Linked DNA regions of Mus musculus: region 2 is linked to region 1. A link is a loop called in an ENCODE intact Hi-C map of the cell type or tissue named here. Cell type or tissue: heart. All regions are shown on one strand.

Region 1 (8,000 bases):
TTCTGAGAATCCGCTCACAAACTCCAGTTTTCTGAATTCACCAATCTGTAGTTCAAAATATGGAAGTGTGGTTCAATTTACTGCGTTTCAAGTGCGCCTCAAAGAGTCTCCGTGCTGCTTGACAGAGTATCATTTTTTTTTTTTAACCAGGAAGAGAGTGGGCAAGCTCTTTGGTCTCAATCCAGGTTTCAGGTGAGGCTACTTCCTAAATGTGAAGAAGATCTGAGACAATGGCGATTCTCAGGCGAGTTGCCAAGAGCTAGAGAGCTAGCCATCAGAGATGAGAGCTAGCCATCAGAGATGAGAGCTAGCCATCAGAGATGAGAGCTAGCTATCAGAGACATTTGGCTTTCCCCAAGGCTGAGAGGCGCCTCTGATCAATCCCAGCACTGACTGCGTGCTTCCCTATCTAATCTGCCTATTCTAATGCAATCTTACCCTACTTTTCAGCACATCATCTCTTTATGACTCAACCCCACGCAGGATGCCAAACTCTACCTCTGCGGTAACCGGAACACCCAAAGGAGAATGGCTGAAAGAGGCAAGCGAGCGGGGGTTCATCTGGGCAGAGAGAGTCTCTTCTCCCAAGCCTGCCTCCCTCTCTCTCTCTCTCTCTCTCTCTCTCTCTCTCTCTCTCTACCACTACTCTCTAAGTCACTATTAAGGTAATTTGGTAATTTTAGCCTTCTTACAGATGAAAGTCTTTTCAATTATTTAAAAATACTTCCCTATTAGAAATGGGAAGGTGACCCAGTATTCAGTCTCATTAGCATACTCATTAATAATTACAAGACTTGTGATACTATCTCCTTACCCTGTAATTCTGCTCTACACCTGGGGCGGCTCTCTTTCGCTGCCTCAGGTACTTTCCTACTCTCTATTGATTTGCTAATAAGCGAGCTCCTTTAACATGCAAAAAGCTGTACATTCCACTATCTCCTAGGACAACTAGAGGAGGAAGTGGTAGCGAGAGTGAGACTTTTAAATGAGTCCTAAAGCCCTTTACATTTGATCACCACCCATTAACATAGTCATTCAAAACAAAACTAGCAGTGACTCACCATTCATCTCATTACGAGGAAGAGCAAGAGGTCTCCAGAGAAAACGTCCTCCAGCCTACCTACACTGCTTCCCACCAAGGCTGAGCTCAATATCCACAGTGGTCCTGGCACAGCACCATGAAGGATGCACTGCACACACAGCATACAAACACTGATGAAATGTATAAACAAACAAAGCTTTAAATATTTCCCTAGCTTCTATGTGGAATGAGAGGAAGCATGCCAAGTAAGGCCACATTATAAAAGCTACTCGAGTAGGCTCAGTGGTTAAAGGTGATTGCTGCTCAACCATGAAGGCCAGAGTTCCAACCCCAGCAACCCCACCCCACCCACATCACTGCCCAGCCCCATAAGCTGGACTTGGTTATCCATGTTCTTTTTTTTTTTTAAAGATTTATTTATTATATGTAAGTACACTGTAGCTGTCTTCAGACAGTCCAGAAGAGGGTGTCAGATCTCATTACAGATGGTTATGAACCACCATGTGGTGGCTGGGATTTGAATTCAGGACCTTTGGAAGAACAGTCAGTGCTCTTAACTGCTGAGCCATCTCTCCAGCCCCTGTTCTTATAATAACCCCAGTGTGTGGGGTGAGGGGCAGAGTCGGGAGAGTTAGTTGGGTTTGCAGGGTACCAGCCTAGCTGAAAACATGAATTCTCCAAGGTCAGAGTAACCCTACCTCCAAGGAATAAGGCAGAGCAGCAGAGGATAGGATATGCCTGACACCCTCTGGCCTTCATTTGGTGCAAGGAGCACAGGCAACTGTGTGCGCGTGCGTGCACACACACACACACACACACACACACACACACACACACTGCTGAGCAGAAGATACCGTATTCCCTTTTCTCACATAAGGCTATAGCATCATCTTACACACTGAAGCATATATCTAATAGCCATCAATTAGCAGATCTCAAGTATCTGAGGTCCAGTAACAAACAGCAAGCAGCCACCTCTAAAAGCTGGGCGCTTTCCACAAGAGGCTCCTCCTAGGATTGACCGACTCTTATGTAGGTCAATAGTTCTCAGCCGTATCAGTTTCCGAGTGGCCCTCCGGTTAACACGCTGCCATAATGAGACGCACCGAGCAACCCCCTTGTACAGGCAACTCCAAACAAATCCATCTATCTAGATAAACCAGTAAAGTGGAAAGGGGAAATAAAAATAAGTTACACAAAGGCCCGTCAGCATATGGATGCTGGGACAAAATGATTAGGAACTGGACGTGACTGCCTTGCAAACCTGCTGAGGACTCCATGTGACACAACTATCAAAAACGTCTAATCAAGTGGTGAACACAACCTTCCCTTCTCGTTTACACAACAGGAGTGTGCAGAGACAGAGACAAGAAACTTCAGTCACGGTTAAAACTGTGACTTTATAAAGTGGAAATTTCAGGCTCTGACGATGACAAATATCACAGGAATGACAAGCATGATCTTCCTAAACCAGGAAGGACACAGGAACAGTCTTTGTTCAGGATGTCCCCCACACAGCACAGAGTGCAGCATCCCCAGACCCATCCCCACCTGCTTGCTAGTGGTTAATGCCAGTCACAACAACGAAGAAAAGCAGCTTGCTAATTTTTAATTTTCCCCCTGGACTAACCAACTCACACCCAACTCAGGTATGACTCAAAAGTACTGGAGTTCAGCTCCATTACCTATGAACCATGGGGATCACTGGCTACAGAGTTAAGTTCTCTAAACCTCCGTTTCCATGGTACCAAGGAGAATCAACACTCCAGGGCTGTCTGGGGCGGCAGGATGACTCAACAACACTGTAGCAACCCAGGGTAGGTAGGTGGTTTACAACCCGTGGCTTTTTGAAATAGGAACAAGGGGGCTGTGTCCTGCAAACAATAACAAGAGCCATCACCTCTGCAAAACAGGCAGAAGAGACTAAATGCGGAGGGGTGAAAGGAGTCCAGAAACTTAAGGGATAAATTATGAGGGAGGGTGGGGGGCAGGGAATTGGGGGGGGGGGATTTAAGAGGTCAGAAAGGTAGAGAATGGGAAATAAAGCATCCAAGAAAAAGATGCAATTCAGTCAAGGGCACGAAAACACACCTTAGCTCAGGAAAGAGAGGAGGGGAAAGATATGTTAAGGATGAGGAACGAAAGGCTGTAAATAAAGACATTACAAGACCGCTCTGCCCATGGAAGGACATGAAAGGACAAGGAAGGTATGTGCCAGAAAAACTGCTGCTTAGAGGGCAAGCACATCTCCCCAGTAACGCTGAACAATGGTCAAACTAAATAAACCAGGACAAACGCAATCACCGCAGCCCCTGAAATAAAAACACACATTCTTAATGTAAATAAGCAAAAAAAAAAAAAAAAAAAGGAACGGAAGAGCAGAAAGCAGCGGAGGACTTCTCTTCCTGGTTCTGTGGAAGGAAACCCCGCAGGCCTCCACCTCCTCCACAGTGCTGGGATCACAAGAGCTCACCACCATCCCTCCCCTGCTGCTTTCTTTCATGGCCAAAATTCTTCTTAATTTATAGGCCTCATGAACTACAAGGCACTCATGGTAACCTATCCCTGTCCCTTGATACCATCCCAGGCAAATCCGACTCCTTCCTAAACACATTAATTAGCAATACCTTACATCATCCTTGAAAAGCAGGAGGTAAGCAAGAGTATTATTAGCCTCTTTTTATTATGGGGAAACTGGGGAACAAAAAGATTAAATTACAGTACGTCCCAAAATGAGCCATCATATTTTCTAGGACTTTAATTAAAGGCTCCAAACACCACATTACAGACATTATTCTTTCTAGCTTAGAGAACTTTTACTATTGCTTCCACCAGGGGACCAAGAAAAAAAAACACCTACAGTAACTTAAAAGGTCAGCTTAAAATTTTGGACAGTGTTAAGAGGTAACACACACGCGCGCGCGCGTGACGGAAAAAAAAAATAAGGACACTTGTAAACAGCACCACGGGTCGGAAATCCTGGGTCCACGTTTTAGGCTGTGGGGCAGGCAAGACAGACAGGAGTTGGCTGACGCTGATGGAAAAGGTGCCCCAAGGGGCCCAGAACAGCCTCGCCATCCCTGCAAACCCATCACTCCAAACGTGACCCCCGACGCTCTCCCTTGGCCCCTGCATTGCACCACGAGCCTCGCCGTGCCAACCCAGGCCTGTGGTAGGCCCTGGCTGCCGAGCCTCGGTGAGCACCGGAGCCGCACCTAGCCAGACACTTCACAATCCCGGCTTCCCCCGCCCCCGGCCTCGGCTCCCACGCGCTCTCACCGCCCGCCCGGAGTCCCCCGGCCCGGGGAAGCGAGGTGACCGCGCAGCTCGGTGGAGCGCAGCGCCCGCGGGGTCCCGGAGCCGCCGCCTATCAGCGGAGCGCAGGGGCGGGGCCGGCAGGGCCGGCGGGGCCGCGGGCGGGGGCGGACGGGCGGGGGACCGGGCTCCGGGCGGCTCCGGGCACCGCGCGCACACACCGGGCCGGCTCCCGAGGGCGCCAGCGCGGCCCCGGGGAGCGCGAGCGGGGAGCGCGCGGCCTGCGGTCAGCGGCCCATCGGCCGAAAAGATGGTGTCCTGGATGATCTCCCGAGCCGTGGTGTAAGTACGGGCGGGGAAGACGCTTGGGGCCCGGTTGCCGGAGCCAAGCTCACGGGCCGCGGCCTGCTCACCCGTGTCCCAGTCGCTGCGGGGCTCCGGGGCGGCGGCGGCGTTGGGAGCAGCAGGGCGCGGGCGAACGGACTGGCAGGCGGTGGGCTCTGCTCCGTGGAGCCGCTCCCCGGCGCGCGGCGGGCTCTGCTCGGCTTCTCCTCGGCCTCCCCTCCGCTCCTCGGCTACGCGGCAGGCGCTGCTCCGCTCCTCGGCTCCTCCGCTGCCCGGCGCTGCGCGCGGCGGGCTCTGCTCGGCTCCGCGGCGCGCTCCCGGCTGCGGCTCCCGCTCCCGCGGCCCGCGCTGCGCGGCACCGCCCTGCGCAGGCTCCGCCGACGCTGAGCGCGGGAGGCCGGCGGGACTCCGGATGCGCCCGAGCCTTTGTCACCAGGTCTACCGCGTTGCGGTGTCTGTCCGCGGCGCACGCCGCTTGGTCACGTGTAGGAGGAGGAGAGATCGGTGTCAGAGCCCGGGCTGCAGAGTCTTGCTCAGGGGTCCCGAGGTGACCTGGGAAAGAGCCTGCGCTAGAAAGGTCGGGCAAACGCTGACCGTGGAGGGCCGTGGGTGGGAAGAAATGTTTGCAATGGAGAAGGCGCAGGTGCCAGTCCCCTTTGTTCGGGTCATCTCCTCAGTTCACTGATTGTGATACAAACGAGAGCTGCGGATGGGGAGAGGAGGGGGGAAAAGTTGAGATGTGTTGTTTAATCTGCAAAGGTATTTGAATACAAGTTAAACCGGTTCTCTTCCCATCTTTCACCTTACCCTGTGCGCTCTAAAGCAAAGTCACCAAATAAAGGGCCATAAATTAGGTAAAGCCTGGGGGCGGGAATTCATTATTCATGTAGCAGTAGTGTCATCTGAGTACCTTAATGAAATGTTTATATGAGGTTAACAGGCCTCGCTGATTAGCTTATAATTTGAAGGGAGAAAATGACATTACTTGGGCATTATTATTTTCACTACGGAGAAGGAGCTAATTTTTTTTTAACTTGCTTTTATTTCGTTTGGAAGTGAGCTAGGTAACCTAGTTTGCAATGCATTCAAAATTTGCTCTTTCATAAAATGTCCTTTAAAGCCTCTGAACTTCTTGTATTCATCTTAAAGCCACAAATAAATAAAGTTATGCCACGGGTGCCTTCAAATTATGTTTTGCCTCTTCCAAGGCAGTCTTCGGGTTTCCACATAATCCAGGCATACTTTCTTAACCTACCAGAAGTCCCTCCACTATTTTGGCCTAGCCCCTCAAATTAAATGCCCCATTAAAAAAACTGGGTTTGTCTTTTGATCTCTTAGACCATTTTCAATGATGGAAAATTATGGAACACCTTGAGTTTGCATTCATCAAATAAGATTTTTATTTTTTTAATTGGTGAAAGGAAGTATGTTTAGTGCTACGCTACCTCCAATACAAAGGTCAGTACCACGTAGGAGATCTTAATGGGACACACATTTCACATCCACAGATATCTACTGTACAGGTCAGAATGTCAGGTCTTATGAGGGTTATACCTGGTGTAATACCCAGTGTTAGACAAGGAAGAAATTATCTGTGGTTGGAGCGTCATCAAAGAAGGCAAAAGAGATTACGTTCATAATAGACCTTGAGGAATGAACCCGATCTAGACCGCCAAAGAGGAAGAAGGAAAAGATTTCTGATAGGTGGACTGGTGTAAACCAGAGCTGGGGTAGATTACAGAGTGAGAGCCAGAAAAGCAGGAAGAGAAAGAGAGGCCATTGTTTTATGAAGACTTTTATAATCCCAGAAACACTGAGTCCAGTACTGAAGGAAGGATGCGCTCCTGCTCGGTCAGCCTGTGGAGTTGAAGGTCTGGGGTGAAGGGGAAGCATGCAAATGTGACTTTTTTTTTTAAAGGTCATTAAAACATGTATTAATCAGGAGTCAAGAAATGTGTTTCGTGAACTTCGGGTCCAGCACATTTGTCGAGGAACATCTGTGTGTGTGTTTCCATCTGCGCTTGGGTTATCTCTAAATGTAAAAGCTGTCCTAATAGCTACACAAACCTAGATACTTGCTCCGCACTGTGAAATAGAATTTGTTTGTGTATCTCCTTCTTCACCTACTGAAATGCCCAGCTGGGCCTAAACAAGGTCAGACAGTTTCCTCAGCCCGAGCCTTTGGAGGTACCATCAAGGACAAGGGACCCTATCTAAACCTGAACTCCCAAGATTAAGGAGCAATTCTTTGCAGACCTTGAAGCATAACTCTGAGGACAAGAATGATACATTAGACTCAGACTCAGACTCCACTTAGTAGCTGTGTAGCCCCTCTGACTGTACTGAGCCCACCTGAGCTTAAGTTGCCTTTTTTTTTTTTAATTTATCGTTTTGGGTGGCCTTGGGGTAATGTGACAGAGGACAACCTGTGGGAGTCAGTTTGTTCCTTCCACCACGGGATTGGGTGAGCATAGGGACTTAGGCTTGACAAGCAAGCAGCGTCTCCTCATCTTCAATTGATTGTCACAACATCAACTTACTTAAAGCTCACAAGACCAATAAATGAGTGGTTTTTAATGGATTCCGTGTGTGAGCGTGGGGGGGGGGGGGGTGTCTGCCTGTACCTGGGTGTGCCTGAGTATATGTATGTGTACCACGCTTCTGCAGAAACCCTAAGAGGTCAGAATGTAATGTCAGATCCCATGAAACAGGAGATACAAGCAGTTGTGAGCTGCCATTTGAATCCTGGAACCAAAACCTGGGTCCTTGGCAGAAGTAAGTGCTATTAACCTCTGAACTAGTTCTCCAGGTGAGCAAATTTTAAGGAATGGTAACGTGAGCATACCTCATAATACTAAATTCATATACACTGCCCGTACCTCATATTCTGAAGGCACTGCTCACAGATTGAGGAAAGCCCACACACAAACACATCTTTCCCTAACTTTTCGTAGCTTCTGTGTTATAGCATTGTACACAAATCAAAACTCGAACCAGCTGGTCTGAATTTAAATATCAGTTCTACCACTGTGACTCGCCCCATAAGATAAGGCACATTCTCATATATAATGTCCACATGCAGCATCTAGTGGGTAGTAATTATTCCATAAGTGCCAGTAGCTGCTTTCAGAACAAAGAAGCACGGACTAGCCAAATACCTACATATTAAATTTTAGACTATATTTCATTTTCTTTTGTCCCCCCCTCTGAGCCTGTGTTTAGATATCAAAGTTATATATACAAAAGTTGTATACCATAATATTTTATAAGGAATGCTATAATTAATACAGGTGCAATTCTGCAGTGGGCATCTGTGGTGCTTTGAATTAAGCTTGACCCAGGGAGTAGCACTATTAGT
Region 2 (8,000 bases), 88 kb before region 1:
GAAAAGTTCTAATGGTTATTTTCTGGTTGTATCCTCAAAGTGTTATACAAAGGGTACATGGCAATATAATGGTTCAATAAGGTCGTCATAATGGTATAACCTAACGTTTTTATTAAAACCATAGAATACTTTTTATTCATTAAAAAATAATTAAACACAACCATAATTAATAAGCTGGAAATTATACTGTATCATGCTATAGACTATTTCTGAAAGACTACCAAGCACACGTGTATGTTTCTGCTTAACCCTGAAAACATGAAAAGAAGTCAACCACATTCACCCCTGTTTACTCCTAACTAGAGATGTTAGTCTAATTTTCATACTGAGATTTTAACTGAGCAGAAAGCATCTGACCTTACCCCACCCCTGCCTTGCTCCCAGAACAACTACAGATGCAGTTACTTCAATGAGAGCAGAGGGCAGCAGGAGAGACCAGTGAGGAAGAGCAGTCCCCACCAGCCCTGTCCTGTCTCTAGCTAGCACTGTCACAAAGCAAGTCTGAGATCACACAGCAGGCAGTGAGGTGGGAAAGTTAGAGGAAGGAAACAAGGGCACAGTGTTTGTTTTCTTAAATGACTATCACCACACTCTCATTCTTAGCAGAGTCAGAGTCAGTCAAAATTAAATGTATTCATGTATCTACTACTGTTTGTTCTAAAAGCTTTAAAATGAAAAGAAAATTCTACCATCTTAAAAAGTGTGGCTTTCCTAAGAAAGAATCAAAATCTGAAAAATGCAATTAAACAACTAGGCTTCTAAACTGCATATATGTGTACCAAAAGAACATTTCCTCATGACAAGGCAACTTGGGTACCATCTGGACACAAAACAACACTGTTGACCAAGACAGTACGTATCTCCCAGATTCCAAAGCTGTTGGTGCTCCTGTCCACCCTGTCTTGTAGCTATTATGTCTTAAAGAAATACAAAATACTCTGGTTATTACACAAAAAAAGTTTCAGTTTGAAGGGGTTCTCAAAGAGCTAATTTTCTACACTTAAGAAATTCTTACCAGGAGTTAAGTGGATTCATTAGGATGTATATTTTAAACATATCTCATTTCTATTCAATTAATATTCCTGAGCAAATAACATTTTCCTTATTTGAAAAAAAATTGAAAAATTACAGTATGTATCTCTAGAACCATCCCCAAAACAAACAAAATCTGTCTCTTCCATTTATTTTTAACATTTATGATAATTGAACCTAGTTAGAATAACTTTCTACTGTGTCCCAGCCTAACCTTTTAAGTACTAGATGTTCAAAATACTTTGTGTGAGAAATTAACTTTCAAAATAGAAAATTCCCACACTAACTGTACATCTATCATTGCCTGCTACCAATATTTTCTATTTCTTGGGCCTAGATTCCTAATATTTCATATAATTCTATCATTTTTTATAAGAGAATGTACTCGCTTAAGAGTTCATGTTATCTGATTATATGAAATATGTTAACATGATAGCTATCAAGTTAGCGTATTTCTACAATGAAAAATTTTCATATTATACTTCTACTTGTTTAGCATTGGTAAATGAGAGAACACTGGCTCCTTCTCAAAAGGACTTTCAATCTTTGGACATTTTCTGTTTCTTGTCCAAACACTTCAGGCCAAAGCATCAAGGATAACCCCCCCCCCCCCAAAAAAAAAGACTGGCTAAAGATAAAATTCAATTTAGCAGGACTGGACACTAGCAACATTAGCCCTAAGTACCTTTTTCTTATGCAAATAATACAGGTGTTTTGCATCTCCTAAGCCCCAGTCATTTTATAATATCAAAAACATTCCTGCGAAGATCTTCTCCAGAGCCCTTTTTGCAAGGTGGGCCGGCTTCAGGGGTAAAATTCACCAACTTAACATAATTTAAATTACTCCAGTTAACTTAGAAAGAGGATTAATTTCTAGATAACACAATTCCTCAAAATTGAAGGTATTTAGTTGACAGTCCTTGGTAAAATCTGGCTAGTAAATGTGTATGACAAATAGAAAGGCTAATTTACAAGTGACCCCGTGTACAGCTCCATTTAAACCTCACATAACACCCTCCCCAACCAGAGGTGCTCTACAGTGCCTGTTAAAGAAACATTAAGATATATTAAATACAAATCTGAAAAGCAGTTAAAAGAAACCATGATTTCTTAAAGTGGCAATCAACTATGTAACCATAGTAATTTTTGTACTTAACACACATCAAAAATTAAACAGATTCATGTTAAAATGGAAACAAATGGATTTTGTAGCTTTAATAAAGTTTCTCTGCTGTAGGTGCTCTGGAATGTACAGACAGTAGAACTCATGCATAACTAATTCATGACTCTAAAGACATTCTATGAGGAACTTCCTCAGCCTAAGGGGAAGCAAGCCCAGTAGAATATGGCCCTAATCACAAAAGACTTGAATCTTTGAAACCCCAAGTGAAAGACACTAACTTAAAACTGAACATTTAGTTGAAACAAATCACCTTTTTCCATTTTGTTAGGGGATTCAGAGTTCTGTTAAGGTCATCTGTTAGTGTTAACCAAACTTTAAAAATAGCCTAAAGCCAAAATAGACCGGCTGAGAGCCTATATTTCTAGAAGGGCCTACCACGCTATAGGAAGAATGCTCCAACAACTGTATCCTGTTTGGGGCTCCACGCTGCGCCACATTCCATTCACATGAGGAAGAGGCCAACAGATGAGCCCTCCCCGAAAAATATTTTTAAATAAATCATCTACAGTTCTCAAATACAACTCAGCTGCTCAGACAAAACACGTTAAAGCTCACCGTTTAGTACTTAACAGGAAATTCACGGGGCTTATGTCTACAGCCAGAGTTTCTAACAATCTCCTGTTAACATTTAACAATTCCTTTTTCAGATTAAAAAAAAAAAAGATTAAGCTCATTAAGTACAAAACTATAAGTCTAGATCTCAACAAAGGAAAATAATAAAACTAAACTATCTAGGCCACATTTTCTAAGTCAAGGTTTAGCCTACAAAATAGAAAAAAAGACTGGAGCTACTTTGAAAGAACAAAGTCCAAATTCCCACCCAAGCAGGTCTATTGAAAACATAATACTGTTAGAAAACAAGTTGGGGGTGGGGAAGGGAATATATCAGCACCCCCTCCAAAAAAAAAAAAAAACCCCACAAAACAAATGCTCCAAGTCCCCTTAAAACACTGCTGTCTAATTTGAAACACATCTGCCAAAACACTCAAAACAATTCAGCTCCAGTTTTAAATTAAATTTTTAGTGTTATAAATGATCGTCAACACAGAAAACCTCTTTCTAAACAGTTTTAAAAATACTAAAACTAAGAACACTGAGCCTAGAACTATAAAAGACAGTGACCTCAATTCCTAAGGCTAAGAAGCAAAACCAAATGGAATAAAGACAAAAGAAAAAGGAAGCAGAAAAATACGAACCGTACTTAGTTCTTGAGAATTTTAAAGTATCTTTAAATCTCAGCAATCCAAGCCAAGGCTTTAAAGGTCAGTAAATATAGCTGGCATTTCATTTTGTTCGTGAGCAGTATTTTTTTAATCGAGCATAAATACTTCTTTAGTCTTCAAAAACAATCACAGGCAAATGGCTTTCAAACCAAGCATTTCTGAGCTCACTTGCAGCGCCGTCATTGTATAGGAAGAAAAGCCAAGACCACAGAACGAAGCAGAGGCTGTAACCTAACAAGCCTGTGAGCAGCAAATGACGATTTTCTGTCTGCCCGGCTCAGCCCTGGCAGTGCTGCGGATTACAACTTGCTCTTTGTCATCAGCACTGTGGTGTTAACGACGAAGAAATCCTGCAGCTGAAGCACTACCGCATCCTCCGATCTGGGTCAGGATAATTTCTCCCGAGGTCGCTTACATAACCAGCAAGATACTCCAAATAAAGAGAACAGCCATCCATTAGCTAGAGGAAGCTTTCCCACTGTACTGTCTGCATGGAAACACACGGCAGTTGCTTCCAACAGCGCAGACACCCAAATGAGAACGAGTACTTGGCTTAGGGCGCTCGAGAGAAGGGAAGAGGCGGTGCTCTGTAAACTGTAACTAATCCCCCGTCACAGGTGCTGATGGAGTCACTTCCAGCACGAGTCACATTACTGGTGATTACTCATTTGGCTGCGGCCATAGAGACTGGCTCATAATTTTAACAACAGACAAAGACAGACTAGTGGCGAGACGAAGAGCTCAAATTTACCGTCGCCTTCAAAAAGCAAATACAAAGTTTTTGCTTTCCAGAATTAACAAAGAAAGAAAGAAAAAAACTAAAAAACTTGTAAATATCAAGTTAGCAAAAATAAAGAGTATCATTATACTACTTTTAAAATAGTGGTTTGGGATTTTAAAAATTATTTTGCTATGTAACACTGTACAGTCTGAACAGATTATACTTAGAAATACACACATACACATATATTCGTGCAATAACAATGAAAAAAGAGACTGAATTTGAAATAGAGCAAGAAGGTTTAGAAGATGAATAACATACAAGAGGGTTTGAAGGAAGGGAATGGAAAGGAGAAATGCTGGAATTATAAAAATCAAAAATAAAAGAAAAACTTATTTTGTCCTAAAATGATCTTTTTAAAAAAAAAAAAAACCCCAGAGAAAAATAAGTTTTACTATTTGTGAAGCTGAGTGTCAATGGTTCACTTCTGGTTCATCCCCTTACTTGGGAAGTACAAGGACAGGAGTTCTAGGTCATTGTCAGCTACCTAGGGAGTATAAGGAAAGCCTAGCCTAAAAACCTGTCTCTCCAAAAAACACGGTCCCCCCACCCCCAAGGAAAAAGACAGAAAAAACTGAGCACTGGATGTGGTGATGCAGGCCTGAGATACCAACACAGTGGGGGATGCTATGAGTTCCAGGCCAGCTTGGGCTAGCACAACCCTGTCACAAGGAAACATGAAAAGATGTAGTCAAGTAAAATAAGCTGACATAAACAACAAGCATCTCAGAAGCACCCTACAGAGAAGAGAAGAGAAGAGAAGAGAAGAGAAGAGAAGAGAAGAGAAGAGAAGAGAAGAGAAGAGAATTCTGCTGCTCAGTATTGAGTGGAGTGGGTGACTACGCATGAGGGGCCATGGGGCATCTGAAATGCAGTTCACCGGAAGTGAGGTTTGTGTTGTCTGAACAAAACAAAAGAACTGCATGCTAAGATGTAAGATAAATCCACACTGATTATAATCAATGATACCTTGGTTACATTGGCTAACATTATCATTCCCTGTGTGTTGCTTTTTAATTTTTAATAAAAGTGTGAAAAGGCTTAAAATTATATGCATTTCTTTCTGAACCAAGGCACTGTTTTCTCACTTTATGAACAGAGGTTTCTCAAGAACCCAAGGACCAGAGATACATAATATGATTTGTGGCTCCTTGCTAAACACTAGGCCACATTCACTCATTTTTGAGTATAATCAAATGTTAAATCTTTACTACATAAAATAAAATGTTAGCTTCTGACAGAAAGGCTTCAGTGTTAATATTTACCTAAAATGTTTTCAGTCCCATGAAGAAACATACTATGAACACATGCAATAAAAATGAGAAAATAAGGGCGGGGCGGTGGTGGCCCACACCTTTAATGCCAGCACTAGGGAGGCAGAGGCAGGTGGATTTCTGAGTTCGAGGCCAGCCTGGTCTACAAAGTGAGTTCCAGGACAGCCAGGGCTACACACAGAAATCCTGTCTTGAAAAAACAAAATACAAAACAAACAAACAAAAAACAAAGAGAGAGAGAGAGAGAGAGAGAGAGAGAGAGAGAGAAAATAACATTTTACTGGATGTTAACTGTGAGGGTGAGACTGGGACTGACATAAAGTTATGGCCAACCTGGGCAAGACTGAAAACTTATCCCTAAAACCAAAAATGGACACAGAATAAAGATGGTACAATAGGCATTGATTATTCTAAGTATTGGAGTAAATATGGTTTTGTTTCACAGAGCATAGGTAGTACTAAAATAAAATACTTTATTTTACAGGTGATGGATGGTACTAAAATGTTACTTTAGCATAAAGTATTATATTAATGCTGTCAAGTAAAGATTAGATCACAATATACAATCCTAATAACTCATTCGTATGACATAGAAAACACATGGATAGGGAAAGCAGGCCACATATGTTACAAAGGACTACCACTGAATGAATATATATATTCATGAATATATATATATATATGGCAATCTCTTTCTAAATCCTGAACAACACAGAGACAAAATGTTCATATAGCTAAGTACATTTTATTCTACATTTCTAAAATTTAAACTACATAATAATTCAAGTCTATTATTTCACAGGGCTAATCTTGTAGTAATACAGTACATACTCAAGTTTAATTATATATACAACAGACTTTGAAATGCTGCAAGTGCTATCAGACCCCAACAGAAGCAGCAGCACTGAGAACCACAGAGTCTGCCCAACTGCCAGTCAGCCATTCCTGTGCCCCGAGATAAAATCAAAATAACTAACACCATTACTGAGGAACCAACTATCATCTTAAACATATTTTAGACTATATCTAGGTGGAAGAAGAAAAGTCAAAAGGCATCTCTAGAGAACTTAGCTAGACTACTCTTGATGCACAACAAAGATTCAGAGATACATGCAAAAGGCTGGCAACAAGAAATGTTGAACTGGGATTTAAAGTATTTGAAAATGCATTAATACGTTTGTTCTTGTAATCAATACTGACCAGTTTCTAACACACAGCAAACAGTGAGGTGATGACACAGGAAGCTGCTTGCTTAACCAAGGCTCCTAGGTTCTTATTCTTTAAAATTCATAAGGGAGAGAAACTCCAATCAGACACAGGTGAAGGGCTAGTCAACCCCCACCCAGCCCTCTGCTGTAGAATAAGAGGCCTTTTCTAGAGGCTGAGCCAGGCTAGAGGAAAAGGAAGCTACGCCAGTGGGCCCAGAAATGTACATCTGGTTTCCTTCCTTTTTAGCTGGTTTCCAGGTTACAAGCTGAATAAATCAACAGAACTGAGAACTTAAACAGTGACAGGAGCTAAAAGGAAGGCAACACTATCTGGCGTTCCAAAGAAAATTTGTTCTTTCCGATAATATAAGACGGCTGTACATGAAATTTAGGGTTAACTGGACATTTTTGCTACATTTTAGCTTGGCCTATAAAAGTAAAATATATATATATATGAAAAAATGAAAGCCTGGTGATTTCTCCAACAATAAAGACCAGAAAAACCCCAAGAACAACAATCAAAAACTTCTGTCAGGGATATAATCAAGGCAATAATACTAGAGAATGAACCTCTTCTCTGTCCAATGTCCTAGCATTAAAGACTTTAAAAAGGAACCTTTCTCAATCAATCAATCAATCAAATCATATGAATGAATAAACTAGTAAATAACTATTAAATTTAAAAACCACCAAAGACATATTAATAGGAAAAAAATAAGTGAACAGTCACATCTACAAAGAACCTCAACTAGGTATGGCCTTAGATTCTGATGAATATTTTTCAGTGTAGCATGTTTCTATATATCTATGAAAATATATAGCAGAAAATTTCTCTATCATGATAAATACCCAAGGGAGTATTTTATTATTCAATGTATACAGATCCTGCACACAGTGCAAACACAGAAGAATATTGCTTTATGCCTTTAGGTTAAGTGCTCCATGTGCTTCTAGAGGAAACAGACCCCTCTCCTCACTCCCTCAAGGGATCCTGAGCTTAGGTTTCTACAACCTACGTACGCAACAGTTGGTAGGCACAGTGGTTCCCCGGTAAGTCTAGCTCTGATGTTGGAGATGGATTCTCAGAGCAAGTAGTCTATAGCCATATTGGCAAGCTCTGAGTTTTATTGAAACCCTGATTTGAAGGATAAAGCAGAAAAGCAATCAAGGAAGACTCATCACATCAACCCAGACTTCTACAAACACGTATACACACAAGTGAATACACACTGAGAGATTTAACACAATAAAACAAAACAAGCAGAAACCCTCAACTCACCCTTAAGTAGTAGTAGCACC

What was found. Peaks named below come from ENCODE experiments on the same cell type or tissue, not always from the same donor. Only the 100,000 strongest peaks of a DNase experiment are listed, where the experiment ranks them.
Region 2: it touches region 1 in a loop (2.9-fold over the local background); 11 of 42 quality-filtered maps call a loop at or near these places.

Annotation. Positions count from the first base shown.
Region 1 is chr10:67,093,429-67,101,428 of GRCm38, reverse strand. Reep3 (receptor accessory protein 3) reads left to right here and starts at 4,441. Exons shown (of 8, transcript NM_178606.5): 1 at 4,441-4,639. The coding sequence starts at 4,608. It also overlaps a transcript of Jmjd1c not described here. In heart, a CTCF peak has its summit at 3,878; DNase peaks (open chromatin) are centred at 2,808, 4,298 and 5,048; H3K4me3 peaks cover 4,475 bases; H3K27ac peaks cover 3,103 bases.
Region 2 is chr10:67,181,723-67,189,722 of GRCm38, reverse strand. All of the region lies in intron 2 of Jmjd1c (jumonji domain containing 1C), which reads right to left. Among named protein-coding and RNA genes, the nearest start is that of Jmjd1c, 59 kb to the right of the region's middle. In heart, a CTCF peak has its summit at 4,182; a DNase peak (open chromatin) is centred at 4,022; H3K4me3 peaks cover 3,340 bases; H3K27ac peaks cover 3,457 bases.